6 separate regions of the Homo sapiens genome follow, and regions 2, 3, 4, 5 and 6 are each linked to region 1. A link is a loop called in an ENCODE intact Hi-C map of the cell type or tissue named here. Cell type or tissue: heart left ventricle. All regions are shown on one strand.

Region 1 (5,000 bases):
ATCTTTTTCAAATAAAATGGGCTATGGGGGTGTTTTTGAAAGGTTATAAAATATTATTCTCTACCTCTACACAGGAATGTATTCACATCATATACATCAGAAATGGCAAATTAAGGTTCATGGCAAGCGCCAATTGATTTTCACTGATTAATTGCTAGTAGCTGCCTGAAGCATCATACTGAGGAAAGTTCAGAGGTTTAGTTCAGTTTCAGGTAGAAAAAATGCCATCCTTTCAACATTTTCAAGAATTAAAAAAAAATGAATTTAGAGGAGTTATGGTCATGCTTGGCAGGAAGAAATAGTCTAGTCAGCACAGAGATACATGTGTCACCCACTAAAGAGTATTATTATTTTGGATAAATAGACTAATTTAAAAAAATTAAAGGTCTCTAAGATGTTTGGAAAGGCTGTTATATTAGTCACTGACAACTTAGTAGTAATTAATTAAATAATCTAACTTCTCACTGAGATCAGTTGAGCTGTGGGAATGGCATGGGGCATGATTATGGGAGAAGAAAAGGAGTGACAGGTTGTGGGCAGGAGACAGCAGAAGGAAAATGTAAAATTCTTTTGAGAGACTTTAGCTCCATAGATTGCCAATGTCTTATCTAGGTCACTGATGAAAATGTCAGACAGAACCAAGCCTTGATTTGACACCTGCTAAACATTATTTATGTCCTAAAGCTGACATCAAACTATCTGCAACCATTCTATTTATAAGTTTCCTGAGCACCCTTCTGCGTTTCCAGATCTAAAGTGCAGTAGCGCTCTCAGCACTTAGCTGATAAATTTGCCTGAAAATACAGTGCTCCGAATTAGCATAGGAATCTTCTTTCTGTGACTCTGTGTACTTTCATCTATAATTTAGGGGGTGGTGGAAATTGTATGAGACAGAGCTTGAAGAGACTTGTAGTTTAGCTGTAGCTTACCCTAGTTAATTGTGTAATTTTGTGCAAATCACTTAATCTCTCCAGACCTCAGAAAATGAAGGTTAACCCAGATCAGCACTTCCCAACTCTGGCCTCCAAATTCCAGAGAGTTCTACTCACTGACGAGGGCCCACAGATGCATACGTAAACCAGACTTGCCAGTGTGAAAGACTGTGGAGTTAGCATGTTCAAAAGAGGACCTTGTACCTAAATAGATGGGAAGCACTGGTGTAGGTTCCAGACAAGCTTCTATATTTCTCTGTCAGCCTTTGACTCATAGAACCCCTTTCTGTATTTAACAAGAATGTGTATATTTAACAAGGATAAGAACAATCACTTCTGTTTTGTAGAAAAGTAGCAACACATAGAAAAGTATAATTAATTAATTTTCCCTATCTTACATGATGGCTTCTTAATTGACATAGGAATTGAATGCTGTCTTTTGAGTAAGTTTATTTTCTTCAGTTTAGTACTGTATAGGATCCTATTATATTTAATATCTTACCTTGATAACAGTTAAACTAGCATGAATGTTTAATTAAATTAAATACATAACCATTTTATTTTATTTAATTAAAATGTTGTCCTTCAGTTGATCACTTCCAATGAGAAGCAGGGGCAGAATGTATGTACAGTAAGTGACTTTGGTACAAGATAGAATTTGACTTTTCCCAGAATTAAGTGGTGGAGTTTCACTGTCAGCTAACATGAGCTATGGAATCTTGGCTCTCTTCAGAGCTACATGACTCCAGATACTCTTTTAATATGCCAGGAGATATTTAATCTATGATGTCAAAACTCACAGGAAATTCAAGCTAAAGAATGCATGTTACGTACTCATTAGGACACCAGAGAAATTTTTTCAGGTCATACTGACACACTGTATGTGGAACTGACGTCTTTGAGAGATCAAACTTTCATGGATATTTTAAAAATGTGAACCCTGGTAAATCTTCACAAGAAGATCATATGTAAGCAGCTACACACAAACTTAGATTAGGTTTGTTAACTGATGAATGCCAGAAACTGTGGTCTTTCTTAATTGTATGCAGAAAGATACACATTTTCCATTTCTGAGAGTTTGTGATGTATTAAAAAAAGTCAAATGAGAAAATAGGATGTTTCCATCTTAAAACTGGATGTCTGGTGGGATAATACACAAATTCAACAATTCCCTCTTTGCACACCCCAGACCTTGTGGGGTACGTAAGGGGTAGACCATGAGTTTACATCAGGGGTTCATGAACCTGCTTAGGCAATGAGCCTTAACTGTTAACTGCTAAATATTATATTTTGTATATTTGTACTTCTATCTATCTTTTAAATGTACGCTGTTGTGGTTAATACAATACTAATTCATTAAAAGGTGTTACTGAAATTATAGTATCTTTTTTATACTATCTTTTTGATGTTATAGATATATTAACCTCCAATTTTAAGAGCTCAAGAATTATCACATAGATGTCTGTGAAATTTTGCTTGTAAAGGGTCCTCATTTTGAAAGGTTGGGAACCACTCTCTTAATGGATTCGGGGAAAGTGACAGGCTGCTGGAAAGCTATTTTCGGCAAAAGGGCTCTCTTGTCGCAGCTGCCTGTGTGCTAAGATAAAGGGCAAAGTGTGACTTGAGAAGAAGCAATCTTAACTAGCGTTTGCCAGGCCACAGACTAAATTTTACTTGTGTGCATAGTACTTGGTGTGAGAAATGACATCTCTCCCAAATCTCAGGTGTCAGCTTGTTTCAAAGTTATTTGGCCAAAATAGCAATAAAAATACAATAGGTTCTAAATATTCTATTCAAGCTCACACTCCTAGGCATTATATTATACCTCCGAGTCACTGGGATTTCAAGGTTAGTGAAACAACATAACAGATATTTGCTGTGGGAGGAAGAAAATAATCAAGTATTAGCTGGAAGAAATACTGAACAACTTTAGGTGTAGGAAGTTTCGCATAAGAGAATCTAGTTATGGCAAGCGAGGAGGCTACCGCCCTCTAGTGGTGTCCTTTCTACTTCTCAGGTACTTTAGCATATCCCGGAGAAGTTGCCTCTTTTACTTATTTTTTTTTTTCAAGTTTACCATCTATTGCCAATCCCATCTTCACATCACAAAAGTCTTTCATTTACCTTGTTAAAAGGCACATATTCTCATTGTATTTTTATGTATTGGTGGGTTGTGTTCGTTGCTATAAAAAATTTTTACATTTAACAAAATGTAAAAGGTACTAAGATAGTTCTAGTTCTTACTCCCGAAGAAGCCTGCAATATAGGTGATGATAAGTACAAAGATAAAATTTATGGTACATCTTTTCCCATCAAGGTCAAAGAGTAATTATATATATATACATATATATATGTGTGTGTGTGTGTGTGTGTGTGTGTATATATATATATATATATTTTTTTTTTTTCTGGGACAGAGTCTTACTCTGTCACCCAGGCTGGAGTGCAATGGCATGATCTTGGGTCTCTGCAGCCTCGACCTCCCTGGGGTGAAGTGATCCTCCCACCTCAGCCTCCCGAGTAGGCAGGGCTACAGACACGTGCCACCACACCTGGCTGATTTGTAAAATTTTTGTAGAGATGGGGTCTCGCTATGTTGTCCAGGCTGGTCTTGAACTGTAGGCCTCAAGCAATCCTGCCACCTTGGCCTCCCAAAGTGCTGCAATTATACGCATGAGCTGCTGTGCCTGGCCAGTAATTGTATCTTATTTACTAGAAAAATAATCATTTGATCTTACATGCTTGACTCACTGGTCATTGGGATGATTTTCAGTATTTTCAGCTGCAATTTTTAAAAAAGAAAATCATAATGGGAGAGGAGTTACGGTGTTAAATAAAACTAGTGTAGGTGTGTGTGATGGGGGAGGATGGCAAAGGGAGAGGAGAAGATTCCTGTCTGAGCCGTGTCTCTTATTTACACCTGTTCTTAAACTGTCATATTTATTTGTTGCCTTGCTTGTAAGAAGATGAAAGGTGGTTAAGCTGTCACTGACAGGTTTATTTTCCATGTATTAAAATGACATGACTTGATTAATTGTCGGTGTAACGACCTAATTATTAATGAACCTGCTGTCATGTACATGAGTGTCCAGAAAAATGTCTGGATTCCCAGTCGATTTATATCTTACGACTTCAAATTCTTTGATCTCTAAGGGTGAAGTGTCTGCTAGGAACAGGAATAGAGGTTTTAGAATTGTTTCTATAACCAAGATCAGTAAATTCTCATCGTGTAAGTGAAAGAGCATCATTTGTACTAAATACCACATTCATTTGTGCATCCACATATGATAGGGCTGCGTAATGGCAGCAAGAGAATCCTAAAACAAGTCACTCTAAAAGATTTCAGAATATCCCTAAACATTTAAAAAATTTTGCCCATGTCTAGAGTGAGTCTTTAAAAAAAAAATATATATATATATACATATATATACTTAATTTTAAAATATTTTTAGAGCCTGGTCTGTGAAAAATATTTGAAGGTAAACTGACTTAGAATATGGTCTGACTTTGACCTCATAAAGTTTCTGAGGAAGTTAGTTGATTTTATAGGATAAATATGAACTGATTGTGTGATATTACAGGGAAAAAAATCCAATGTAGACATTGCCTGCATTAATATAAGTATGGTATTTAGATCAGTGCTGTACTCTACCCTGGTCAGACACATGTGAAATACTCTTCTCTATTATGGGCATCAGAGTTTAATGATATCGACAAACTACATAGTATTCAGCAGCAGGAAATGTGGGAAGCCATATGAAGAATACTTAAACTGGGGAAATTACTTCTAAAATACGAAAGATGTAGTGCTGTTTTAGCTCTTTTCAAATATATGAAAGACTGTGCTGTAAAGGGAAAGGGGATGTGGGAGGAAAGAGGTATTGAGTCTAAATCTATCGTTTTAAAGTTTCATTATTTTCTATGTGTAATTTGTCTTGAATTTGTTCCTTTCCATTCCTCTCATGTAATATGTTTCATGTATTTGTCCCAGTCCCCCTATTTTCAATGTTTGTACTTTAATTTGGATTATTGTATTAAATGTATATCTGGTTTTTACTGCTCATCCCT
Region 2 (5,000 bases), 190 kb before region 1:
GTCCTATATTGGGCCTCTCATTTAATTAGAAAAATAATCTGAACTCCTTAACACAACCTACAAGGCAGTCAATAATCTGGCCCCTGAGTACTTCACGTAATCTCTTATCATTCTGTCTCTTATTTACTATGCCCCATTCATAATGGCTCTTTTTCAGTTCCCTAAACACACCAACTGATTCCTGTCTCAGGGACTCTGCATTTGCTGTTCCTTCTGCCTGGAGAGGACATCTCCACATCCTCATGACTGACTCTTTCAGGGCACTCACATTTCAGCTCAAATTATTTTCTTTTTCTCTAACTAGAGTCTAATGACCTTACTCTTCCCCTCCCCTCATTATATTCATGTTGTACTATATTACTTTATAGAATATATCATAACCTAAAACTGTATTTTTCCTTATTTTCCTTTTTCATTGCATGTCTGCTCTACTAGACTAAGTTCATAATAGCATCTTCATTTTCCTAGAAACCAGCACAAATAAGTGCCTCATAAACATTTGTTGGACGTATTTATTATATATAATATATGCTAAACATGAGCAGGGGCCACTGCTAATAAGTGAGGCCTGAGACTAAAGGAGAATGTTTAGAGGAAAAGACCCACTTGGATTTAGGTCAAAGAACCAGCCCAGATTATCGTCTAATATCAACTACTCATATAACTGCTTCTCACCCAAAGACAGCTTAATTGTCTCAGTGAGTCTTCAGTTGATTTTCTTGGGATTATCTATGTAATTGTCAGAGATTAACGTCAAGGACTAGCATAATATGCCACCAGGTGAGATTTACTAGTGCAGAACAGAACTACTGCTTATCATTTTAGGAGCCATACGACATGACTAACTCTTACTGGGTTTATTTTCTTTTAAAATTCCCACTTCTCCTTTGATATTTAGGTTTGCCAACCTTATTGGTTATTGAACATGTATGCTATATCTCCCTGCTTCATGGTACTCACAAATATGGGCAGCAAGTTGTGGATCTCCTCATCCAAGTCACTAATTAATCCTTTAAACAATATTCTTTGGTTAAACTACTTCAACCTTTTATGCATTTAAAAACATACTTATCAACCTCATTTCATTATTAAATTCAAAGGAATTTTAAGGGTCTTTCTTTGATCAATTGTTAAAATTAACATCTCTCCCAATCTATCCAAAATGTGTTAAGTTGGATGTGATGTGTTTCTTGAGAACTTATTCTGGGTCTTGGCAATTCTGCCCTCCTCTTCTCAGTGCTCACTAGCCATGCTTTTCAGAATGCCTGCTTGACTTTTTTCCAGATGATCTCAAGTTCAAATTAGTTTATGGTTAGAAGTTAACTTTTTTTTCCTTTTTTGAAAATCAGTACTATATTTTCCTTTTACCACTCTTCTATTTTCTTTCCCATCCAGGATTTGAAACAAACGCAGATAGTACTCAGTGAATCTCATCTGTAAGTCCTCTACATACCCTGAGCGGTAAGTCATTAAGAAAAAGAGTCTAGTGAGAACCATTTAGAATCACTTTCTGTATGGGGGGCTTCAAATCCCTCCAGGATATAAATAAACCTCTGGGTTTTGGTTATTTTTATTTGCTGTCTTTCAACACAGAGCATTTATTAGTTTCACCATCACCCTTGACGACATCACTTCTGTTTTTTACTTATCCCTTGAATAGATGTTATCTGATTGTTTTACCTTTCATATATAAAGGATTTTTGGTTTTACTGTTGGTGGGTGTACTTTTTGTAAACATACCTGTGATGCTGCTCCAACATCCCTGCTAAGAGCTTTGCTGATTTTAACAAGTATGTGATTCCACTGCTGTAAGCCAAGGGTAAACTTGATTCCACCAAATTTGCTTAAGTGTTACTTCTCTGTATTAAAGCTTCAAGTTCACTCACTGTCTAACCAATGATACACAGCTACCTGAAGACATTAAAATCTTTCAGAAATTTATTCTCAATTTTTTTCTTCTTATAAATTACTAGCATATCAGGATAAAGAATAAAGTGTGTGAAGAGGCAAAATAAGTGTGTACCACTAACTTGAAAATTCCGCAACAGGTGTCACCTTAGTTTTAACACATTCTTCTGTTCAAAGATATAAATTCAGAATCTTTGGGAGTAGTTAATTAGGTGCATCTGTGAGATGAACACCTATTACAGAGTTGGACACAGGAGTAGCATTCAAACAATACCCTTTAATAGATACAAAAATAGAAAAACACAAAAGAGAATACATGGACACATGAGACTAATTTTTAGATAAAAGCAATTTGTAGATAGTTCTTTAATTTGACTAAAAGGAAAGTGAAGATGTCTAAATATCCATACCTGTCATATGCTTTATACTATATAATATAATATATTGGTTCAATTTTCTTTTATAAAATCATATCATTCTAATAAACAAACCTTCACATAATATAAAAGTAGGAAAACTTGGACTTCTGAAACCTGCAATGTGTCTGAAATACATAAACTAGAATAGCAGCAAAAGATAGAAATTAAGCCTTCCATGATTTTGAAGTCTGCCTATCATCAATGCTCTTAATTAACTTTTGAAGTTGTGATTTCTTTTGAAGAAAAAAAAAAACTAAAGTGCAGGAGTCTTCTTCAATACTGAGTTTTAGTAAACATAAGTTTCTTTAATTATCTGGTTTAATTCAATAAAATAATTTTATTGTGTAATTTACTTCTCTAAAGGTGAAATGGAAAACAACTTATCCAAACAGCATTATAAGAGAAGGACTACCGGTCTGACAAAATTCTGCCTCTAAGGAACGTGGTGAATATTCTGGGATTATGAAAGCCAACTTGGCATATTACGAACACTGACTTTTATAAATAACAGATCTTTATAAGTGCTAATAGTACACGTTTAATTTGGTAAACAACAACAACAACAGGCATTTCCAGCATTAAACAGAATTAAACAATTTGGATGTGAAAATACATAGGAACTATGTTTCTTGGCTCAATAATTTTTAAGTACTAGTCTCACAAGGAACTGAAGTGTAGTAATTACTTATGTTCAACAGATGGCGACCTTTACATTGTAGTCAGCAAAACAGTATTTGCATAAAACAGTATACTCAACCAGCAGAAAATCAAAGATCAATTACAAATATTCCATATTTTGCAAGAGACAAAAATTACTTGATCATATACACCATTTTTTGACAGGTGGTTTTTTTACAGGTTGGCAAACATATTTTGTGGGAATGTATCTTGCTGTTCTATTTTTTGGGGCAAGTCCAATTGCTAATTCTTATCTCATGAAAATATGTGCAAATATCAGGCTAGGGAATAATTCCTGCTTTCTTTGCATAGCTTATTAAGAATAGCAGCTTTAGGTAATATACTCAACTAACGTGTCTTAATAAGGATATGTCACAAGACACCAGTATGTTTGTGAAACACAGCAATAATGAAGACATGGGATGGGTCAGCAAACTATTTCTTCATTAATCTATTTTGTGTGGGTCAATGAATATCAACAAAGTTTTAAAAAAACTTACAAAACAGTATGTTCAGAAATATGTAATTTATGCTTCCTAAATTTTCAATGAATGTACAAAGGTAATAGGTTTCTCCTTAAGAAGTAACATTAACTCTATTCTTCCAGTGCTAAAATTCCATTCTGATGGCCTTCAGCCAGAAATCATGTGGGCATTATTTGGTGCTAGAAGATAGCCTACAAGAAGACGGTTTCCCGGCTCAACATAACTGTTTTAGTTTGTGTATTGTAATTGGTAACCTGAGTTTGAATTGTTTTTCTACTAAAGGGAGAAGCAGTCACTCCTCTCCTAATGAGCATTTTAATTCTTTGACAATTGGGAAGCCATATCATACCTTATAATTCTTAACCATTGATATGGTTTGGCTCTGTGTCCCCACCCAAACCACATGTCAAATTGTAATCCCCACGTGTTGAGGGAGGGACCTGGCAGGAGGTACCTGGATCATTGGGGTGGTTTTCCCATGCTGTTCTTGTGACAGTGAGATTGTTCTCATGAGATCTGGTTGTTTAAAAGTGTGTGGCACCTCCCCCTTCTCTCTCTCTCCTGCTCCACCATTGTGAAGATGTACCAGCTTCCCCTTCACCTTCCACCATGATTGTAAGTTTCCTGAGGACTCCCACCCATGATTCCTGTTAAGCCTGTGGAACTATGAGTCAATCAAACCGCTTCCTCATAAATTACTGTCTCAGGTAGTTCTTTTTAGCAGTATGAGAACAGACTAATACAACCATAATAAATATGTGAAAAATCAGAACCCATCATTCTTTAAGCAAGGGAGATAAAGAAAAGACTGATAAAAATGTTTTGATCATTATTTTAGATATCCTTTTGCTAAACTAAAATACCACTTTATACTTATATATAGCATTAAAAATTTGAAACTACAAAGATTGATATTATTATAATATAGTAGAAAATTGAGAACATGGTGAGATCAAGAAAAACATTTTTTAACTTAAATATACTTTGACAATATGATTTTTTGGCATAAATGTGTGTGTGTGTGTGCATGTATAACATAATTATCTCTAAATAAAATTTTCTATGGTCTCCCATAATTCTCTATTCTGGTAGGCCATATATTATTAATAACTTTCTATTATTAATAGTTACTGATAAGATGGCTGTTGCCTCTTTTAAATCAATGTTGTAGATTAGATTCTTATATTTAAACATTTCCTTATTAATGATAAAATTTTCTCTATTAGTATTTCTGTTCAGAGCACTAACTAAGCATCTCATATACCTATTTCTAAAATTGTTATTCTCTCCTCATGGGAATCACCATGCTCTTCATGTTGAAACACACCAAAAACACAAAGGAAGACATTAAAAAACAAATGTTCATTTAATGAAAAAAAGTCTTTCACTAATTAACAAACAGAAAATATCAAGAAAAAAGTGTCAACTTTTGGCAATTAGATTACTCCAACAAAGTACAATTCCCCTTTCAAGTGACTTAGGTATGGTTTCACTTTACTTTCAATATAGG
Region 3 (5,000 bases), 120 kb before region 1:
TCCTAAATGGAAGAAAGGGCATTCAGTGATGAGTGGTGGTGATCTGGAGAGGACAATGTGAGGAGGACTCGATTACAAAGAACACGACCTTCTGAGCAGAGGGATTAGTCTGGATAGAATCCCATAGCACGTGCTGTTGTCTGTGCCCAGCTTAGATCTCCTGGAACCCTTCTAATGGTTTGGTACACCAATTCCCCAGGTGTTTCTTCCATTGCTTCTAATGGTTCACACCAGTAACTTTCTTTGGAAGCAATATAAGCTACCTCCTAGCCCTCTTCTCTGTTTACTCACACAACATACTTCCAGGGCAGCTGACAGCTAATAACTAACAAATACAAGGAAGGGGGTACAAAAGCCCAGTTTCATTGCCTCAAGGCAAGACAGACTCACTCTGTAGTGCAATTTTGTTCCCAAGTTTCCTGCTGGATCAAGTGAAGCTGGATATCCCCTGAAATCACACCTTTGCTCATCTCAGTTTCTTCTGCTTCCCAATCCTGTTTCACTCACTGCTTTCCTTAAAGGAATCCCTTACTGTATCACTTGCACAAGAATCCCCATCTCAGACTCTGCTCTAGGAAATTGGACTAAGACAAGTCTGTAAATGATAGTAGTATATATTCATGCAGAAAACTTCAAGTTTATGAAGGGAAGAGTTCACTGAAAAAGTACTCTTGTAGGTAACTTAGTTTGGAAGAATTCAGAGTAATCTGGTTGGTGAGAAGTGGAATGAAGAACTGACCAGAGGACAATTAAGAATGCTGTTCAGGGCCACGCGTGGTGACTCATGCCTGTAATACCAGCACTTTGGGAGGACAAGGCGGGCAGATCACGGGGTCAAGAGATCAAGACCATCCTGGCCAACATGGTGAAACCCTGTCTCTACTAAAAATACAAAAATTAGCTGGGCGTGGTGATGCGTGCCTTTAGTCTCAGCTACTTGGGAGGCTGAGGCAGGAGAATTGCTTGAACCTGGGACGTGGAGGGTGCAGTGAGCTGAGATTGTGCCATTGCACTTCAGCCCGGGTGACAGTGTGAGACTCTGTCTCAAAAAAAAAAAAAAAAAAAAAAAAAAAAGAATGCTGTTCAGGCCGGGCGCAATGGCTCATGCCTGTAATTCCAGCACTTTGGGAGGCCGAGGCAGGTGGATCACTTGAGGTCAGGAGCTCGAGACCAGCCTGGACAACATGACGAAACTCCATCTCTACTGAAAATACAAAAAAATCAGCCAGGAATGGTGACATGCGCCTGTAATCCCAGCAACTCGGGAGGCTGAGGTAGGGGAATCCCTTGAACCTGGGAGGTGGAGGTTGCAGTGAGCTGAGATGGTGCCAACTGCACTCCAGCCTGGGCGACAGAGCGAGATTCAGTCTCAAAAAAAAAAAGAAAGAAAGAAATGCTGTTCAAACTTGGAAAACATACTTACTTTGATATAAGAGAGAAAACTTAAGGAGAGAATGGTCCTGGTATAGAAAAGAATCAAAGATAACTCTTCAAAGTTGTATTTTTTTCCTTAAAAGGCAAAAGTATTTCTTCAGTAGCACTGTCAATGTTATACTACGAATTTTGTTAACCACACACTCTATCAAAACAGGCTGACATTACCTAACACAAGAACTGCTCAAAAACTTGAAGAGAACGCCAATGAATAATAATGGGACTCTAAAATACTCCCTAATAGTTTGGGTCCTTGAATGTCTATTATTTAGAAATATGAAGATATGATTAAGTAGTATACTCAAATGTTTATAACAAGTCAATTTTGTAAGTTGGTTTGTCAGATTCTGTATTTAAGCAGCCTTAAAGAATCTTTATTAGAATCAGTAGCAGATTACATAAATTGGAAAGGCATCCAAACAGGGCAACATCTGGTTTTTATCTACTCTTATGGGGCTCAGAAGTGTTTTCAATAGAAAATAAGATTCTGGTTCCTGGGTCATAAAATAAGCAGCACAATGTGAAAACAAGCAGGCTGGTATGAAAGAAATTGTACGCAACCCATGAAAGAGCTCATACCCTTAAATAAACTTTCAGTTTTAGAATGTGTAAAACAGCCTGTCATCATCTCTATTTGTTTTGCTTTCTTGATATCTCAAACAAGTTAAGCTTCTTGACCTCTTGATTTCCCTTCAAAATTCATACTTGGTAAATTAAAAATGACTTTACTTTCATGTGATTAGTAACAACTTTCATGTTACATGTCTCAATATAGAGAACAGAAGAATACTAATGAAACAAATTTTTTTATAACCAATTACTTTTCTTATTGACTACTTTCCTACGCATTAAAATGTATAGCTAATAGCCTATCAAAATTCAAAATACATATAAACATTGATTCAGCAGTCCCACTGAAAAGAATTTCTCTAAGTTTTTTAAAAAGACCCTAAAGAGGAAACTGCTTAGAAAGTCACAATACCTCAAAATAGATCTGTATGTCTAAGTCAAAGTTTGCAAAAACAATTTCCTATTCAGTTTTAATACCAAATTGATACTCAGGTAAATATAATTTATCCTATAGAAATCCTTTCACTAGCAATCACCTAGGACAGCAGTAGCAAAAAGCAGAGAAGCACTGCCTAAGTGTTTTTCACAAAACACGACTCCTAGGAGAGGCTCCAAGAAAAAGGTTCCATAGCCAAATATGTTGGGAAGGTACCAGGTTTTATTTCCCTCTTTTTTTTTAATATTTTTTTGGGGGGTGGGGCGACAGAGTGTCGCTCCGTTGCCCAGGCTGGAGTGCAGTGGCAAGATCTTGGCTCACTGCAACCTCCACCTCTAGAGTTCAAGTGATTCTCCTGCCTCAGCCCCCAAGTAGCTAGGATTACAGGCATGCACCACCACACCCATCTAATTTTTGTATTTATAGTAGAGACTGGGTTTCACCATGTTGGCCAGGCTGGTCTCAAACTTCTGACCTCAGGTGATCCACCCACCTCAGCCTCCCAAAGTACTGGGATTACAGGCGTGAGCCACAGCGCCCAGCCTATTTCCCTCTTAAAGATTCATAATATGCATGATAATTTATGGAAGACTAAGATAATTATATGCAATATAATTATGGAAGAGATTGGGGAGGGAGAAAAAGTGGTGTTTTCCAAATTTGATAGAATTCAGAACACTTTTTGTAACCATCAAAAACAAGATTTGCTTAAAATCTCCATAACTACCTCGTATATGATCAAGCTACCTTCATTATAAAGCTGAAGGTTCACAGCTACCCTTCCATCACTCTGCATTCCCTCTTTCTCCTCCCTTGCCTTCAGCCCAGGATACTACAGTGATCAAACTTTGTAAGTCATAATAACCACAGAGAACTTCAATAAATATAACTCCTGGTCTTTCCTTCCAGAAATTCGGATTCAGTATAGACATCAGTATTTTTAACAAGCACTCCAGATGATTTTGGTGCAGGTTTCAAATGATGGGATGCTCAAAATACCTGATATATTATAAACAATGTGATGATTAATTATTTTATAACTTGAGGCCAGAGTGACTTTAGAAAGCAATAAGTTCAAAAAGTCCAGCCTTCAAATGACTCTATTAAAAATTTTCTACTCAGAAAAAAAAAAAGAGAAAAGGACAAACTAATGAAAGCCAAATCATATCCTAAAAGAATACCCTTTAATATAATGCTCAGAATTTTACCTAACAGAAAGAATTCTTAGCCTGCACTCCATTGAGAAATTTCAAGAATTCCTGAATTCTCTGAAGCTGTATACACAATTTTTTTTTTTTTTTTTTTTTTTTTTGAGACAGGGTCTCGTTCTGTCACCCAGACTGGAGTGTGGTGGCACGATCAGAGCTTAATGCAACCTCGACCTCCTGGGCTCAAGCAATCCTCCTGCCTCAGCCTCCTGGATAGCTGGGACTACAGGCACACGCCACCACGCCTGGCTAATTTTTTTATGTTTTGTAGAGACGAGGACTCATTATATTGGCCAGCTGGTCTCAAACTCCTTAGCTCAACCAATCCTCCCGCCTTGGCCTCCCAAAGTGCTGGGATTACAGGCCCACACAATTTTTATTAGTATGGGAATACATGCCTTTTGATGGGGAAATAACTCATAGCTTTCAGCAATTCTCTTGCTGCTTAATTATCCAATTTAAGAGCCATTATATTTTTTATTTACCTGAAATGATGGTAGCAGAAACTGAGTCTTAGTTAACACCGTGAGTCAGACACACAAAAACACATTCCTCAATGTTGTTTTCTCTTTCAGGGACAAACAAAAAGCAACTTACCTTTGCAGAGTCATATTCAAAGAGCCTGTACAACCCTTAATCTTATTCTGGGCTTCAAGATGAGTCATTCCTTGTGCATTTATTCCATCAATGCTGAGAACCACATCGCCTATTCTTACATTTGCCTGGGCTGCCTTGCCGCCATCTTTTAGCTGTAATAAATATATTTCATTAGGAGTGTCACTCTTTGAAAAAGAATAATAAATGCTGATAAAAATTATACTTTTGCTTATACCAAAAGTATATTAATATACTATTGAAGTAACATAAAACTGTCTTGTTTAACATGTACAGAATTTTAGCATGTAAAGATAAAATTCAAATGATTTAAATGTTTATTTTCTTAAATTCTTATTTGCTCTATAAAAAAAAACTGAATTTTCTGAGAAAGATTCCCTGATCATTTCTCCATTTCTTTATTGTGCAACAGTAGTTGTGTGATTTTTATGAATCAGGAAGAGAAGCAGCCAAGGAAACTTCACATTTTAGCAGAATAAAAAGAATGCAATCTGAATGGGGTTTTTATACTCTTTTAGAAATAATTTTTTAAAACTCTTTTAACAGCTGTATTTTTGTTTGAGCACAAAGAGGAACAGAGAGGGAAGATCTGCTAAACAATCCTTCCTGTTGAGTCCAGTTCATATCCAGGGTTTGGGGATTGAATTCTTTCAGATTCCAAGCCCAAATATCTTTTATACTGGGTGTGCTTCCTGCTCTAGGCATTTGCAGAAGGGAAACTCTTTATATCTGAGACA
Region 4 (5,000 bases), 150 kb before region 1:
CACACCTAACTTAACAAACATCAAAGCTTAGCTTAGCCTACCTGAAATGTGCTCACATTAGCCTAGAGTTGGGCAAAATCATCTAACAAAAAGCCTATTTTATAAAAAAGTATTGAATATCTCATGTTATTTATTGAATACTGTACTGAAAGTGAAAAACAGAATGGTATCACACCATTGTAAAGTCAAAAATTCATGTCAACCTTTGTAAATTGAGGACCATTCGGTATACACAGATACAGATATATATAGATATAGAATGTATCTGTACACACATTGCAGATACCAAAGGTATTTTGTTATATACTATGACAGCAAACTTTAAAAACAATTGATAAAACCTCTTCACAAATTTGATAATGCTACTCATTCCTTAAAACTGTTCATGCTCTTATATCATATGCATTTGTCAAAATTATAATTACGTGATTGTATACTGAATAGCTCTTTTATTAGCTAGTGTGGCAGTTGCATGGCAGCAGGTACCATTTCTCTCTTGTTCACACCTATCTTCCTGAAGTATGTTTTGAAAGAATGTATAATCTGTGTCTTTATATATATGTATGAACGTATGTACGTACGAATGTATATACATATATAAATGAGTACATATGAAGAGAAAAACGACTAGATGGATATCTATCAAAATATGCTTGTTTTCTCTAAAGGGCAGATGAGTTTCTTTTTTTCTGTATCTTCCAAATGTTTTTCAATATATGTGTAACTGTTTCACAAACAGAAAATAGCTATTAAATATTTTCTTAAAGATAAATGTTTTTAAAAGCTAACAGACAATAAGGAAAACAACAGCATTAGCTTGAAAAGCTACTTAAACTCAAATGATTTCATTGTCTCTGGATGGAAGATGGCCTCAAAAGGGATTACTGCATGTACTCAGGAAAAGGACAATGCAAAGAAAACCAATTTACTAGTTTTAAATAATAAAATGATTAAAATTATATGAAGACAACAAAAGATTATAAAGTCCAACAACAAAAGACAGGATGAATAGCTCGTTCTTGGCAAAGACTTTTATGATATAGTCATTTTTCAAAGACAAATTATCTGTGAAGATAACACTGGAACAGTGTAAATAAATATACTGACAATGTGAAAGAAGAGATTTTTTAAAAATGTATTTCAGAAAATATTTTCACATTTCCCACAAGCTTACCAAATTTATTCATCCTCCAATGACATGGCCATATAATACTCTCTGTGGAAAGCTGAATTTCTTGATACAGAATTTCTTGGTAAGAAATGGATTTCAAACATGCAGGTGGTAAACATAACACATGGAGAGCTCTGTAATCTGGCAAGGAGGGATGAGCTGCAGGATCATTCACACGACACACTAAGGTAATCCACACAGTGAGTGGGGCAGTGGTTCACACACTTCTTTAGGGCCCACAATAACCACAAGTGCTCTTTATGGACCCTGTGGATTCTCTATTGAATTCTGATACACTGGATTCTCCCATAATTTGGCTCAGCACTGAATATTTACATTGCCATAAGAATGAAAAAGTTGAATACGGATTTTTAAAATTTATTGTTAAATAATGATGATACCAAGAAGATGGCAAGAGAAGTACTATCGCAAAAGGAAGTCAGACGCTAATAACTAAAACCGATCATTTGGCTGGGTGCGGTGGCTCACGCCTGTAATCCCAGCACTTTGGGAGACCAAAGCAGGCAGATCACTTGAGGTCAGGAGTTCGAGACCAGCCTGACCAGGATGGCTAAACCCTGTCTCTATTAAAAATGCAAAAATCAGCCGGGCATTCTGGCATGCACCTGTAATCCCAGGTACTCAGGAGGCTGTGGCTGGAGAATTGCTTGAATCTGGGAGGCGGAGATCTTACCACTGCACTCCAGCCTGGGCATCAGAGTGAGACCCCGTCTCAAAATAATAATAATAATAATAAAACTGATAATTTAAAAGTTAGCAGATGGTTAGTATTTAGAAACATAAAGGTAAATACTAGGAGAAGTCATTGGTTGCCTCTGCTAAAAGAGACCAGGTAAGGGGAGGGGCAAAAAAAGAAACGACTGGGGTTTTTCTTGTATTAGTTGACACTATACTTCTAGCTATTCTTCTCCTGCTTCAGATGCACTAATCAACCTAGACTACCAAAGTCACCTTATCTTGCCCTGCCCCTTCTAGAGTTTCTGACCATGTCATAGATGTGCCTGATGTTACCCTGATGTGCATTTTTTTCTGCTACCACCATATAAAATTAGATCACTCTTTTTTAATCAATTTCTACTACTACTATTTTATGAAGCAAAATCTAAGGGGAAAAGATCTTATCCTTCTCTATGATTCTACTTATATTTTTTTCTTATGAAAAATGTCATATTTGGGCTTTATATTTATATATTAGTATACATAATTTTACCGAGAGTAGACTTTGCTATAGAGAGATTTTTATATTTATCTGCACTCAATTGGTCAATGAATTCTCTATTGGGATCATATGCGTAATCAGAAATTAATTTTAATGCAGCCTCTTTGGGGCTTTTAAATATAAAGACAATATTTATAGAGTTGGAATTTAATCTATTTCTTTTTTATTTTAAAAAGACTCTAAATCTCACATATAATCCCTTTCATAATGCAAGCTTTGAAAACAGCTTTTAAGCAATACTTTCATTTTTCCCTTACTTTTTCCAACCACAAGAATGTTGCCCACATTTCTTTAAACAAATCTCTCAGCCATTCAACTTGACAACTTGTAGATATTTTTAAATTATACTAGAGTATATATTACATTGTCAAAAAACAGTTGTCACTAAATGGAATAAAAGACTTAGAAAGGAGATTAAACCTCTCAAGATTCTGAAAATAGTTAACTGTGATGATACATAAAAAATAGCCATCAAAGTCTTTGTTTTACAACTGCAGTAATAAAAACTTGTATATATATCCACAGCTCATCCTAGCTACAAAGTCACACTCTTGGGCATTAGGTAGCTATTGAGAATAGTGATTAAGTAAGCTTCCAAATCATTAGGCACAGTCCAAAATCTTACCTTAGTTTAAGTAAACTTTACTACGTAATATCTTTGCCTAATAATCCGTTCCTCATATACAGGAAAAAAGTCAATCAGTCCTTCTGTAGAGAATGAATAATGTATTTCCTAAAGCCAAAAAAAAGACATTCTTCCACTTCTCCATATCATCTTGGAGAACAATTTACGCTCAACTACACAGGAAAACTATTCTTTCTGAGATGACCTCAGTTGTGACCACTTTTTTCCTTTATGGGTCATATACCAGACACAGTAGCTGGTTAGGTAATCATTATTTTGCCTCAATTTAATTTCTCATGTGTATGCATATTTTAGCATTGCCTGTGTGTCAAGACTTTTTCATGTATTGAAAGAAATACTACTTAGCTGAATAAAAAGTGACTCCTTCTTCCAAAGATCTTCACGTTTATTTGGGGAGATGAAATGAATAAGCAATACAGGGTTGCGGTTAAAAATATGGGCTATGAAGTGAAAAAAACTTGTCTCTAGAATTAAAAATCTTTGACGATGAAACCCAGTAATCTGCTTCAAGCGTTTTAAACTCAATAAAGTTACAGGGTCTTGATTTGGGAGAATTCAAGGGATACCCTTTCATTTACTGCAAACTTATAAATTTATTAAGGTCCAGCTTTAGCACAAGTAATTTATGGGGCTCTTTGCAAACAGAGTTAAATCTAGTAGTTTCAGACTACTAATTTTTCTAACCTTAGCCTTTGGCAGCACTATTGGCATTAAACAGGTATACAATAAGCTAAATTTGTTAAATAATGTTAATAAATAATATCGCTTCACAGAAAATAACTGTGGATTTAACTGAGTTAGAACCAGACTAGCTATAAAACCCTGAGATAGAAATGATCTTTTCTAGCAGAGGCATTACAATGATAATAGTTTCATGTCACCAGTTACACATTAGCTTTATACTGTGATACATAATTGGGTATCCTTTCATCTTGTTCTTCAAAATTTTCTAACCTTTTCTTGGGCCTTTGCCTTTCCTTTTGAATTTTAAATTGGTATGTTAAGTTCAAGCTTTTATTCTTTTTGCTTAGCATTTTTCCTATTCTCTTACTTCTTTCTGTATCTATTTAATTTTATTGCCATACAGACCTCAACCCCAGTTTAGGTGAGTATATTTCAAAGAAAAGTCACATACTATTTTCATGACCTTCTTTCTAGTAATGCTTGTACAAGAAGATGACAAAATTCTATGATAAGTAATTTTCAATATGAAAAATAAAACCATCATTAATTGCAGACATCAGAACTATTCCCTTTTGCTCCTCAAGTATGGATAATTACAGTTGACCACCACAGAATTCCAAAATTGGAGTTTTAGAATTCCAAACTTTTAGAGTTCCAAAATGAGATATTTATGGACTTGCAAGTCATCAAAGCTTAAGTCAATCTGTGGTGTGTCTAACGGGTACTTTGAAGTGTATCAACTAAGCTAAAATGCTACTAGAGATAATACACCAAAGTTATTCTGAGAAGTAATGATAAGCTCTAGCCAAAGCCACACTGTTTGCTTGCATCTTTCAGTGTGTGACAACAGATAGAGCTTAAAATAATTTTACAAGGACAATGGCATTTGCTAAATGCTTGCTACCAAGTCTTTGAAATTTCTCATTTTCTGTTATTCACTTACTCTTTACACATTGGGAAGTAATTGAAAGATTTCTATTAAATAGATAATACATAAATCTTTCAGAAATGTCCTAACTTTGAATCTAAAAAGTGAGAATAAAATGTATTTTATATAGAAAAATAATCCATATGCAATCATAGCTTAAGAGAAGAATATTTAAGACAAGGGAGATGTCTTGAAGCAAACCTTATAAAGTGAGCAAACAACAAAAATGTATTCAGATGACAATTCTACTGAATCATTATATAACTATATATTATTACATTACTATATAATTTCCATATATTTAATATATGTGTTTATGTGTATGCTGGAT
Region 5 (5,000 bases), 56 kb before region 1:
CTGAGGCAGGAGAACCGCTTGAACCCAGGACGTGGAGGTTATAGTGAGCCGAGATCATGCCACTGCACTACAGCCTGGGTGACAGAGCGAGACTCCATCTCAAAAAAATAAAACTAAAATAAAATAAAATCACACTTCCCCATGGGGCTGTTATGAGAATTAAATAATCGAACATGTACAAAACATCTAGAACAGGACCCAAACAGTAACAAGGGATCAATAAACGTTAGCATATTTTCATTATTATCATTATTATTTAATACAGGAAAGAAAGGAGACCGAATTGAACTGGAATAGTCAAACATTTCAGAGAGCAAAGGATACATGAATGTTCCTAGAGGAAGAGATAGGGCTTTAGGGATGATAAGAATAAACAAAAGTAGTATGCAAAAAGAATAAAAAGACTAAGAACTTCAGGGTTCAAAATTGGCATTTTGGACTATAAACTCAAGTTATATTAAACGGGCCCATTTATATGCAACTTGAAAACCAACCAGAGAAATTAAGTAATAATTCAAAAGATAATGGGAAGCTCATACAGTTCTTAAATAAGGCAGTAATATATTAAATATAAGTTTCTAAAATTATTGCCTAGTCAAGATGCTAGCCTGAGGATAAGGAACCAGCCTGAAGGAGAATAAGCCATTGATGAATTTTGGAAATACTTTTGTCTGCTAAAATAGCAAAGAATCACTCAGAGAACTGGACACCAAATAACCAGAATCTTCCAGAATAGACAGAGGTACATTTAAACAAAACAGAAACGTCTACCCTAAAAAGATCAAAACAACCATTTGTAGGATATTTGCAAGTGAGTAGCATAAAGATACTTCAAAGGAATGACCAAAATCATGGAAATTATATGTGTAACACGATAGCTAGCTAGCTAGATATAATTTCTTTCTCCAGAACATTTCTAAGGGGTCCTAGTTAAGGGACAAAACATTTGTTTTCTAAAGGACATCTGTCCTCCGGTAACGTTTTCTCAGAAGAAAAATACTTTCAGAACAAACATACTTTCAGAACATAGTCTGCTCTGGCTAGTGTTATACAGCCTTACTAAATCTCTTAATTCTACCACTTCCAAAAGTTAATATCCCAGAAATCATTTGAAAAATACTGGGCTGTTAATTAGATCTCAATGGAACTGAATCACAACACTTAAATCCCTGATCCAATCAATGGTAAACAGCATTAAATTGTTAATGTCATTACCGTAACTACTTTCTCTTTTCTTCAATTAAAATTTAGCCAGGACAATTATCATGAAGTACAGTGGCCATTGTTAAATCAATCTCTGGACCTTGGGGAAAAAAATGTTTAACAATTCACAGAATCCAAATAACAAGTGTTGCAAATTCTTCTCTAATTCAAAACTCTTCTCATCATATTTAACATTTACAGCAACACACTAAAGAGAAATTCCTCCTTTCCTCATCTTTACTACAAAAAAATATAAATATCCCTGGCATCCTTACTCTTTTTGTTACTATAGTTACCAACACATACACTCTGCTGCTCACACTAGGCTAAAATGAGTAACTACCTTGTGCCACACATTAGTATACCTTCACAATGCCTGACTCACTATGCTACAGAACACTCTATAAACCTACCTGATTTCAGTTAACTTCCATTAGCTAATAAAGGTTGATAATAAAAACACACTGAGTCTCATAAGGGTGAAATTTGCCATTCCTCGGACCATAGTGAACACCTCATAATGGTCAGTCTCCTTGTCACATCATTTAAAAGGAGCTAAAGACTAGAATTCAAAACCACACATACAGTTGACCCTTGAACAACACAGGTTTGAACTGCACGGGTCTACTTACAGACAGATTTTTTTCAATAAAAGTTACACCAAGTGTGCCCAACTCTCCTGCTTTCTCCTGCTTCCCTTCCACCTCCACCTAACCTACCTGGCACACCCTGAGACAGCAAGACCAACCCTTCCTCTTCCTCCTCTTTCTCAGCCTACTCAAAGTGAAGATGACAAGAATGAAGTCCTTTATGATGACTCCCTTCCACTTAATGAACAGTAAATATATTTTCTCTTCCTTATTTTTAAATGTTTTCTCTAGCTTATTTTATTCTAAGAATACAGTATTTAATATTATAACATACAAAATATGCATTAATCAATTGTTTATATTATGGGTAAGGCTTCTGATCAACAGTAGGCTATCAGTAGCTAAGTTTTGGGGGAGTCAAAAGTTACACATGGATTTTTGACTGCACAGGGGGTTGGTGCCCCTAAACCCTGTTTTGTTCAAGGGTTGATTGTATATCAGCCTACTGAACAGATTCCAAAGTTAACAACTTTGAATCTATTAAATGTGATTTGCTTAATTTTCCAAAAAGTCTATGACAGGGCACTATGCCAAAAACACAAAATCTTTTGCCATGTAACTGGGAGTAATAGGTTAAGATAGAGAGGAAGTTAGTTTAGAAATGGGAAACAAATGATGGAGATAATTACTAACAAAAGCTCTGGACGAAAGAATTCAGAAAATGGCATCTTTAAGAAATTAATGGTATCATTTAAAGAAGAGCAGCATGTTTTTATTTCCTAGATTATCTTGCAAAATGGAAAACAAACCACTTGAAAACACAGAAAATCCTTTGTAAAATACTTGTGACTGAGCCCTGTAAAAAGAAGACAGGTGGAAACTGGCCCATCTGATTGGAAATGATCAAGGTCTGTTGAAACTTAGGCTAGCATAGGTATGGGGAAATAGGCATCCTCATATTATGAGCAGGAGTGTCTCTATAAAGACGGCAATATCAGTCAAAATTACAAATGCATACACCCTCTGACTCATCAATTCCATTTCTAGGAATTTATGTGACAAATATACAAATATACAAACATATACACATATATAGGCAAAACTTAAATTCAATGTCAGTAAAAGCAAAAGACTAGAAAAAATTTAAATGTCTACACATATATATATACATATATGGGCAAAACTTACACTGCAGTGTCAGTAAAAGCATAAGACTAGAAAAAAATCTAATTGTCTATCAATAGGAACTGATTTAAAAAATTATGACAAATCCAAACACAGTGTAGTGGTAAAAAAGGAATGAAGAATGAAGATATATTTACTGATGTTGGGTTAAGTGAACAAAATGCCAAAAAAAAAAGTATTTCTATTAAGCATACTATTTGTGTTAAAAGGAGGGTGGGGAGGAGATATACCTATAGATTATCTCTGGAAGTATACTACTAACACAGGTGGCTTCCAGGAGGAGGAAATGAACAGCAGGGCACCAGGAGACATTTCCCCCTATACGCTCGTGTATCTTTTGAATTTTGAACCATATGAATGTCTTACCTAAAGAAAATTAAGCTGGGTGCAGTGGCTCACGCCTGTAATCCCAGCACTTTGGGAGGCTGAGGTGGCTGGATCAAAGGTCAGGAGTTCGAGACCAGACTGGCCAACATGGTGAAACTCTGTCTCTACCACAAATACAAAAAAATTAGCTGGGCATGGTGGCGAATGCTTGTAATCCCAGCTACTCAAGAGGCTGAGGCAGAGAACTGCTTGAACCCAGGAGGTGGAGGTTGCAGTGAGCCGAGATCGCGCCACTGCACTCCCGCCTGGGTGACACGCTGCAGCCTTTTAAAAAGTCCTCTTTATTTTTTTCTCTCATCTAACTTTTTCTTTCTCATTCCCTCCTATTAACATTTCCAGTTCATTTTACTCTCCTCTATTTACGCCTATTAGGGACATTTACTACAACTGCTTAGCCCAGTTGGGAGTCCAGTTACTAAATGCCAACAAGGTTGGTGAACTCTGTTCTAGTAATTGTCATAAAAAATGGGTGACAACATCAGCTATAAAAGAAATCTGAGTATTTACAGAAGGGTAGATAACTATACTTAAACAGGAAACAAAAAAATAAGAAAGGTGAAGGAATAAGGGGATACTCATTCAATATTCTCTGCTTTGTCCATTCTTAGTTTATTACCTTTAAAAAAAAAACCTCTTAATAAAAACAAAGTACGCTAGAAAAGTGATTTTTCCCTCTCTGTTAATTAAGGAACCAAACCTGCCTTCTCAACAAGACTATATAGTGGCCCAACACATAGAATACCTAAAGAATCAGTAGACACCATGGTCACTGCTCTTTAGTTACTTAATGTTTTCTCTTTTCATTTCCATTAGGTCATTTATTTGCAAACAGATCCACATATTGTTATTTCACATGCTAATATCTAGTTTTGTCAAATTTTATGTCACGTACTCAATATTTTTTGCATCTCAGATACTGAAATAAAGGCCTAGAGTCTCATCTGCCAAAGTTGAAACATAATTCTCTCTCATACGATGCTAAATAACTCCTTTTTTGTCTAAAGCAACGTTTGCTTCTAGAAATAACTAAATCATAACTGATTTGTCCTCAATACAGTTGTAACTGGGGGAAAAAGATATAACTGGTCCTGTGGTATATGGGAATCTGGGTAAGAACTACTGCTAACAGGATGTCATAGACAAAGACCACTGTTCAACTGTGTATTCACATGTAGTGTGACTAGCAACTATCATAAAGAAAAGCTCTTTGCCTCAGAAGTTCTAAAAAAAATTGAAAGCTCACAGGCTCCAAATTATTAATAATAATCAAATCTACCTGTATACTTTTTAATTTATAAAGCATTTCCCATACATCAAAGAAAATCAGAAGCTCAAATTAATGAACTGATTTTCCAGCTAAGATTTAAATCCAAGTCATTCCAATATACAGCTGTACATTATCTATTATCTATCTATTCTTAGTTTAAGTAGGTAGATATACCTAACTCACGAGTAGATGAATAGTTACATGAAAACGTTCTTTCCCAAGGTCTAAAGTGCTATTCTTACCTTTTTTTTTTTCTTTTTTTTTTTTGAGACAGGGTCTGGTTCTGTGGCACAGACTGGAGTACAGTGGCATGACTACAGCCCACTGTAACCTTGAACTCTTGGTATCAAGTGATCCTCCCACCTTGT
Region 6 (5,000 bases), 180 kb before region 1:
AGTTTGCTTTGCAAGTATATTCGGTCTCAAGTTTTTAAAAGATCTATCTAAAATAGGCGGGGCACGGTGGCTCACGCCTGTAATCCCAGCACTTTGGGAGGCTGAGGTGGGCGGATCATGAGGTCAGGAGATTGAGACCATCCTGGCTAACACAGTGAAACTCCGTCTCTGCTAAAAATACAAAAAATTAGCTGGGAATGGTGGCACGTGCCTGTAGTCCCAGCTACTGGGGAGGCTGACGCAGGAGAATCGCTTGAACCTGGGATGTGGAGGTTGCAGTGAGCCAAGATCGCACCACTGCACTCCAGCCTGGGCAACAGAGCGAGACTCTGTTTCACAAAAAAACAAAACAAAAAAACCTTTTAAATTATAAGTAAAAAACTGCACTTATAATGTTAATATAAAATAATGCTATTAGAATGTATTCAACAGAAAGATTACCGTTTAGGTGGGATTTTCCTTTTAATTGACAGAGGAAGGCAGCAGAAGAAAGATTTCCAACATGAAGAAAAAGGAAAGGAAAATGATAAGAAAAAAAGAAAACAACTAGAAAATGAAAGTCCATAGTAGTCAAAATCAAACTTCTTGAAATTATTTGTATTGTTCACTGTATGCCATACGAAACACAGATGCGGACAATATTCACAACGGCCATTAATATCAATATGCTGCTAGAATGTATTGGCTTTCACGAAATTAAATGATCAAATCTTCACTAGGCCCAGGAACCAAGTATGGTTTAGTAGAGGCTAAACTAGCAATTCCGAATACAATTTTGAAAAGGGTCCGAACTATTATTTCTACAGTTTTCTCATTCATATGTACAGGTATTCCTTCTCCTAAAGAAAGCTGTGTGTGGGATCAGCATAGTGAAGAAGAGGTATGGCATTATTAGCAACTACTGAAATATATATTAACAGATCAGAATTTAAAGCTTGGCTCTAAGACTCTTTAGAAAGTCAGTCTCTTGAATATCACATACAAGGTAGTGCTGTTCTAAGGATGTGTAAACTACAGAGTTCAAGAACTTTGAGTTTGCTAAGAACATTCATTTTTATTTCAAAAGGGCATAAATACAAAGGAATTTGCAATGTATATTTTAATACTATGATATATTGAGCATCATGAATAGTCTCCACTTCTCCCCCCTCAAAACAGGGCAAATGCAAATTTTTGGAGGCTATGAGTTTAATTTCAAAAGAGAAAAAGGAACATGAATCTGGACTAGCAGACTACTGGCACAAGATACGAGTACAGAAAGTGTTATAAATGTGGTCAGATGTGAGTGGCAACACCTGCCAGGTTCAACTCACTGTGAGAAAATCATAGTGCTATCCGCAGGCCACACGACTGTCATCATTTTAACAGTTACATAACCAAAACTGTCTCAGCACACTGGAAAAGCTTTTCCCCAGTGAAGAACAGGATAGAATTACAGTTAGTAACACTGGCTTTAAAATCAGATTCAGTGTGTGCTTTATGCAAGTCATTTCTCTAAGCTCAATTTCCTCATCTGAGAAATAAGACTTGCATCTTAAAGGGTTATTTAAGAACAAATAAGATAGATAATGTATGTAAAGTGCTTTCTGCAGTACATAACATGAGGTAATGATCATCATAATGTATTCTTTTATGATTACTAGAAAATCAACTGTAATACATGTTCTACGACTATGAATAATCTGCATATACAAAATAACAAATCAGTAACATTTATGCAAAAAATCATAAAAAATACTATAACTTATGGTAATATGGTAATATCATGATTCCACAAGTAAAACATCTAAAAGACCTTCCACTAATATTGAACAAAACCTAGTTCTTTTAAAAATGAACAAAATGTTTTAAAATTAAGAAATAAGCATACATTTCTTCATAAACACACTGCCTTTGGCAGCCATAAAACAGACAACTCTTTATCTTATGCAAGTCCTTGAAAAATTTTATATTGAGCTACTAAACTTATTATAGTTTTAAATTTCTCTACAAGTATTGAGTGTAGTTTGCTCTTAAATGATGCCAATTTCAAGTGTAAGACTATTTTATCCTCTATAAAAGGTTTGGTGTCTAAAAACAAAACAATGGTGTCAAGCTAAGATATCACGAATAATAGAATGACACTACCTAAGTAGTATTTTTAGTTATGACACACTTGTAAAAAGTACACTACCCCTTAGATTCTTTGTGTTGTTTACCACACCTTAAGGTCTTATGTCAAATGATATAAAGTTTCTAAACATTTAGTGTTTTCTGGTTCTGAAACTCCAGAGTGTGATGACCATGATGAAAGAAAAGAAAAATTTCAATAATTTTATTTTAAAAAATGCATTTGGGATATAATGTAAACTTTACTCTCAGGAGCAAGTAATTTATTTCAAAATACAGACATTAAAATAATAATAATAATAAGCTAAAGGAAAGCCCAAACTACAGTTCTAACTCTGGTATACACTGTCCATAATACTCATCTATATCTCAATGAAGGTTAACTTACTAAGTTTTTCATTACAGAAGTGTGGGTGTTCTAAACATACCTCTGATGCATACAAAATTATCTAGCATAAAAAAAAATGCTTCTTATGCTCCTTAACATTTTTGAAAATTCTTATAATGAGAAAATCCTAACAAAATTTGCTGGTAGTATTAAATTGAAAGCAAGAAGGAAAGTTACAGAGACAATTACAAAGTGAATCATTGGTTAAGTACTTACACAGTGCCAGGGTTACTGAGGGAAGAATAACACACACAAAAAAAGATGCGATAGAGTAGAGAAGACATTGATGTTCCCCGGAAGATGAACAACAGACAAAGAGGGGAGAAAAGAAGAAAAAGAAAAGACAATGAAATAAAATTCAAAACAATGATTTTCAGTGAAGATGTTACACAAACATCATGCTTCAAAATAATTATGTAAACACAGACCAAAAAATGAACAAATGTTAGTAAAAATTCTACTACACTGTTATAATCAAGACAACAGTTTTGTTCCCCCATCCCACAAAACACTGAAAACTATTTTATGTATTAATGCTAATTCAAGTATCAAGTGACTGAAAGATCCACTATTTTTTAAAAGGACAAGGTTTTATAAAAATCATTTAAACATGAATCCAAATTCTTATTATGTTCTTAACAAAGGACAGAAAGCAATCAGATGTAAAATGTAGAAATAGATCATTTTAGAATCACTTAAAATCAGAAGAGAATAAGAGAAAAATCTTTCAGTCTCACATAACAGAAGTATATATTAATAGCAAGTACAATTTCTCACATGAATTATCCTGAATCATATGTTATAAAAGAATAATATGCCATTTGAAATTTTTCTTGTTTCTTAGTAGCGACTATGATGAAAAATGTAGGAAGCACAGTGGATCATAAATAATGAGCTATCACTCAATTTTCTTACTCTCTCCTGTCCCTCATTAATACCACCCTCATTCACAAGCAAGTTCCAGTAACTTCAGAAGTGATTTGTGGGAATTCCATAGCTCTGTATTATCAGTGATATAATTATTGCCCAGAAGGCGTGTCTGATAAGACATGGTAAAGGAACTAAGTTAGTGACACCTGAAGTGGAAGAACCTCAAAACATAATTCATTCACATAGCCTATTAAGTGCAGAATCATTAACAACACATTCATATTACAGTAGGGATAGAAAAGACTAAAGTATAAACTGTATAGTTTGCCAAAGAACACACTGTAGCATTATTCAATTCTGCAATGATGTTTAGTCAGAGTAAGTAACAATTCATTATAAACATAGTAAGAAAAACTGCCTACCAGTTTTAACGCTAAGACTGGTCAGTGTTGCTATATTTCCACATGTCAAAATCAGTTTCATAAACTCAGAGGGTTGAGTTACACTGAGTGAGGGTGAGATGCAGGATTAAGTTGATCTCAATAGTTTGCTTGTATTTACTCTTCTGCAGCCACAAATGCACAGCATTCTCTCCTCTGCCTTGTTATTTTAAGTAGCAGGGAAATAGTTTTGCAAAATAACCTCATCCTGAACAGAGTTGAGTTTTAGATGTATATTTAAACATTTTAAAGTTTAGGAAAAATGTTTTATATTAATATGAAGTTAAATGGGGGCAAATGTTCAATGGTGTGGTGGAGCGGCAGCAAGTGGAGGGTTGACTGATTTCAACCTAAAGGTAACAATTTGAGTATGTCAAATAAATATTTTTACATATTTTAGAAAATGTGCCCAAATGGAATAGTCCATCATACACAGCAGTGGTAAATGTGCTAACATGATAGCCAGGTGATCTGGTTTCTCATACTGGCTGTGCTGCCCACTTTCCCCCATGCCCTGGGCAAACTGCAATCTACAGAAGCCTCATTTTCCTCAACAGTGAAATCAATGACAATTTCTCTGTCTTTCAGACTTCCTCTAAGGGTTTATGTTTAGCATATTTGAAGGCACTTTGAAAACTACACAAATACAGGTTTATTGTTGGAATAGATTCCCCAACCGCTCAAAATAAAAAAGGGAATATCTAACCTAATTGTAATATATGCACATCAATTGATTCACATAGCTTCAATTCAATTCTATAATCATTAAGAATAAATATTAATTCAAAGCCATAGAAATAAGCCCAAGTCACAAGCAGATGATATAGGGAAAGGCACATCAAAATTTGGCTTCAAAAGACCTAGGCTCAAATCTTAGCTCTATTAATTATAAGATGTGTGACTTGAGAAAGGTATGTAATCTCTTGGCATGAGAGTTTAAAGACTCAAATCACATAATGCATTTAGAAACACCTAGAACAATGCATAGTAATACCTAACAGATTAATGAATCTTAATCTTGAATTAAAAAAAAATTCTATCTAACCTAAATGTTTATTTTTCCAAACGCCATTCTCCCCCTTTACAAGTCTAACATTTTTACACTGGAATCTAGTAAATAGCCTAAGTCTCCGTCCAGAAAAATTTAACTTTAAATGGACAAAACATAAAACAGGGTTTGGGGATGTTTACAC

The links. Peaks named below come from ENCODE experiments on the same cell type or tissue, not always from the same donor. Only the 100,000 strongest peaks of a DNase experiment are listed, where the experiment ranks them.
Region 2: a loop joins it to region 1, with 12 times the contacts of the local background. A loop is called at or near these places in 102 of 110 quality-filtered maps.
Region 3: it touches region 1 in a loop (2.3-fold over the local background); 5 of 110 quality-filtered maps call a loop at or near these places.
Region 4: it touches region 1 in a loop (6-fold over the local background); 5 of 110 quality-filtered maps call a loop at or near these places.
Region 5: a loop joins it to region 1, with 4 times the contacts of the local background. A loop is called at or near these places in 55 of 110 quality-filtered maps.
Region 6: a loop joins it to region 1, with 4 times the contacts of the local background. A loop is called at or near these places in 100 of 110 quality-filtered maps.

The regions. Positions count from the first base shown.
Region 1 is chr4:94,404,791-94,409,790 of GRCh38, reverse strand. No RefSeq gene overlaps it. Among named protein-coding and RNA genes, the nearest start is that of PDLIM5, 45 kb to the left of the region's middle. In heart left ventricle, CTCF peaks have their summits at 2,720 and 2,922 (motif pointing left); no DNase peak of the experiment used is centred here; H3K27ac peaks cover 3,715 bases.
Region 2 is chr4:94,594,116-94,599,115 of GRCh38, reverse strand. The region is part of intron 7 of PDLIM5 (PDZ and LIM domain 5); the gene reads right to left. Among named protein-coding and RNA genes, the nearest start is that of PDLIM5, 140 kb to the right of the region's middle. In heart left ventricle, a CTCF peak has its summit at 3,020; no DNase peak of the experiment used is centred here.
Region 3 is chr4:94,523,121-94,528,120 of GRCh38, reverse strand. It overlaps PDLIM5 (PDZ and LIM domain 5), which reads right to left. Exons shown (of 13, transcript NM_006457.5): 3 at 4,246-4,397. Among named protein-coding and RNA genes, the nearest start is that of PDLIM5, 74 kb to the right of the region's middle. In heart left ventricle, no CTCF peak of the experiment used is centred here; no DNase peak of the experiment used is centred here; H3K4me3 peaks cover 1,076 bases; H3K27ac peaks cover 4,229 bases.
Region 4 is chr4:94,550,049-94,555,048 of GRCh38, reverse strand. The region is part of intron 3 of PDLIM5 (PDZ and LIM domain 5); the gene reads right to left. Among named protein-coding and RNA genes, the nearest start is that of PDLIM5, 100 kb to the right of the region's middle. In heart left ventricle, no CTCF peak of the experiment used is centred here; no DNase peak of the experiment used is centred here; H3K27ac peaks cover 3,805 bases.
Region 5 is chr4:94,460,520-94,465,519 of GRCh38, reverse strand. The region is part of intron 2 of PDLIM5 (PDZ and LIM domain 5); the gene reads right to left. Among named protein-coding and RNA genes, the nearest start is that of PDLIM5, 11 kb to the right of the region's middle. In heart left ventricle, no CTCF peak of the experiment used is centred here; no DNase peak of the experiment used is centred here; H3K4me3 peaks cover 2,255 bases; H3K27ac peaks cover 4,051 bases.
Region 6 is chr4:94,580,445-94,585,444 of GRCh38, reverse strand. The region is part of intron 5 of PDLIM5 (PDZ and LIM domain 5); the gene reads right to left. Among named protein-coding and RNA genes, the nearest start is that of PDLIM5, 130 kb to the right of the region's middle. In heart left ventricle, no CTCF peak of the experiment used is centred here; no DNase peak of the experiment used is centred here.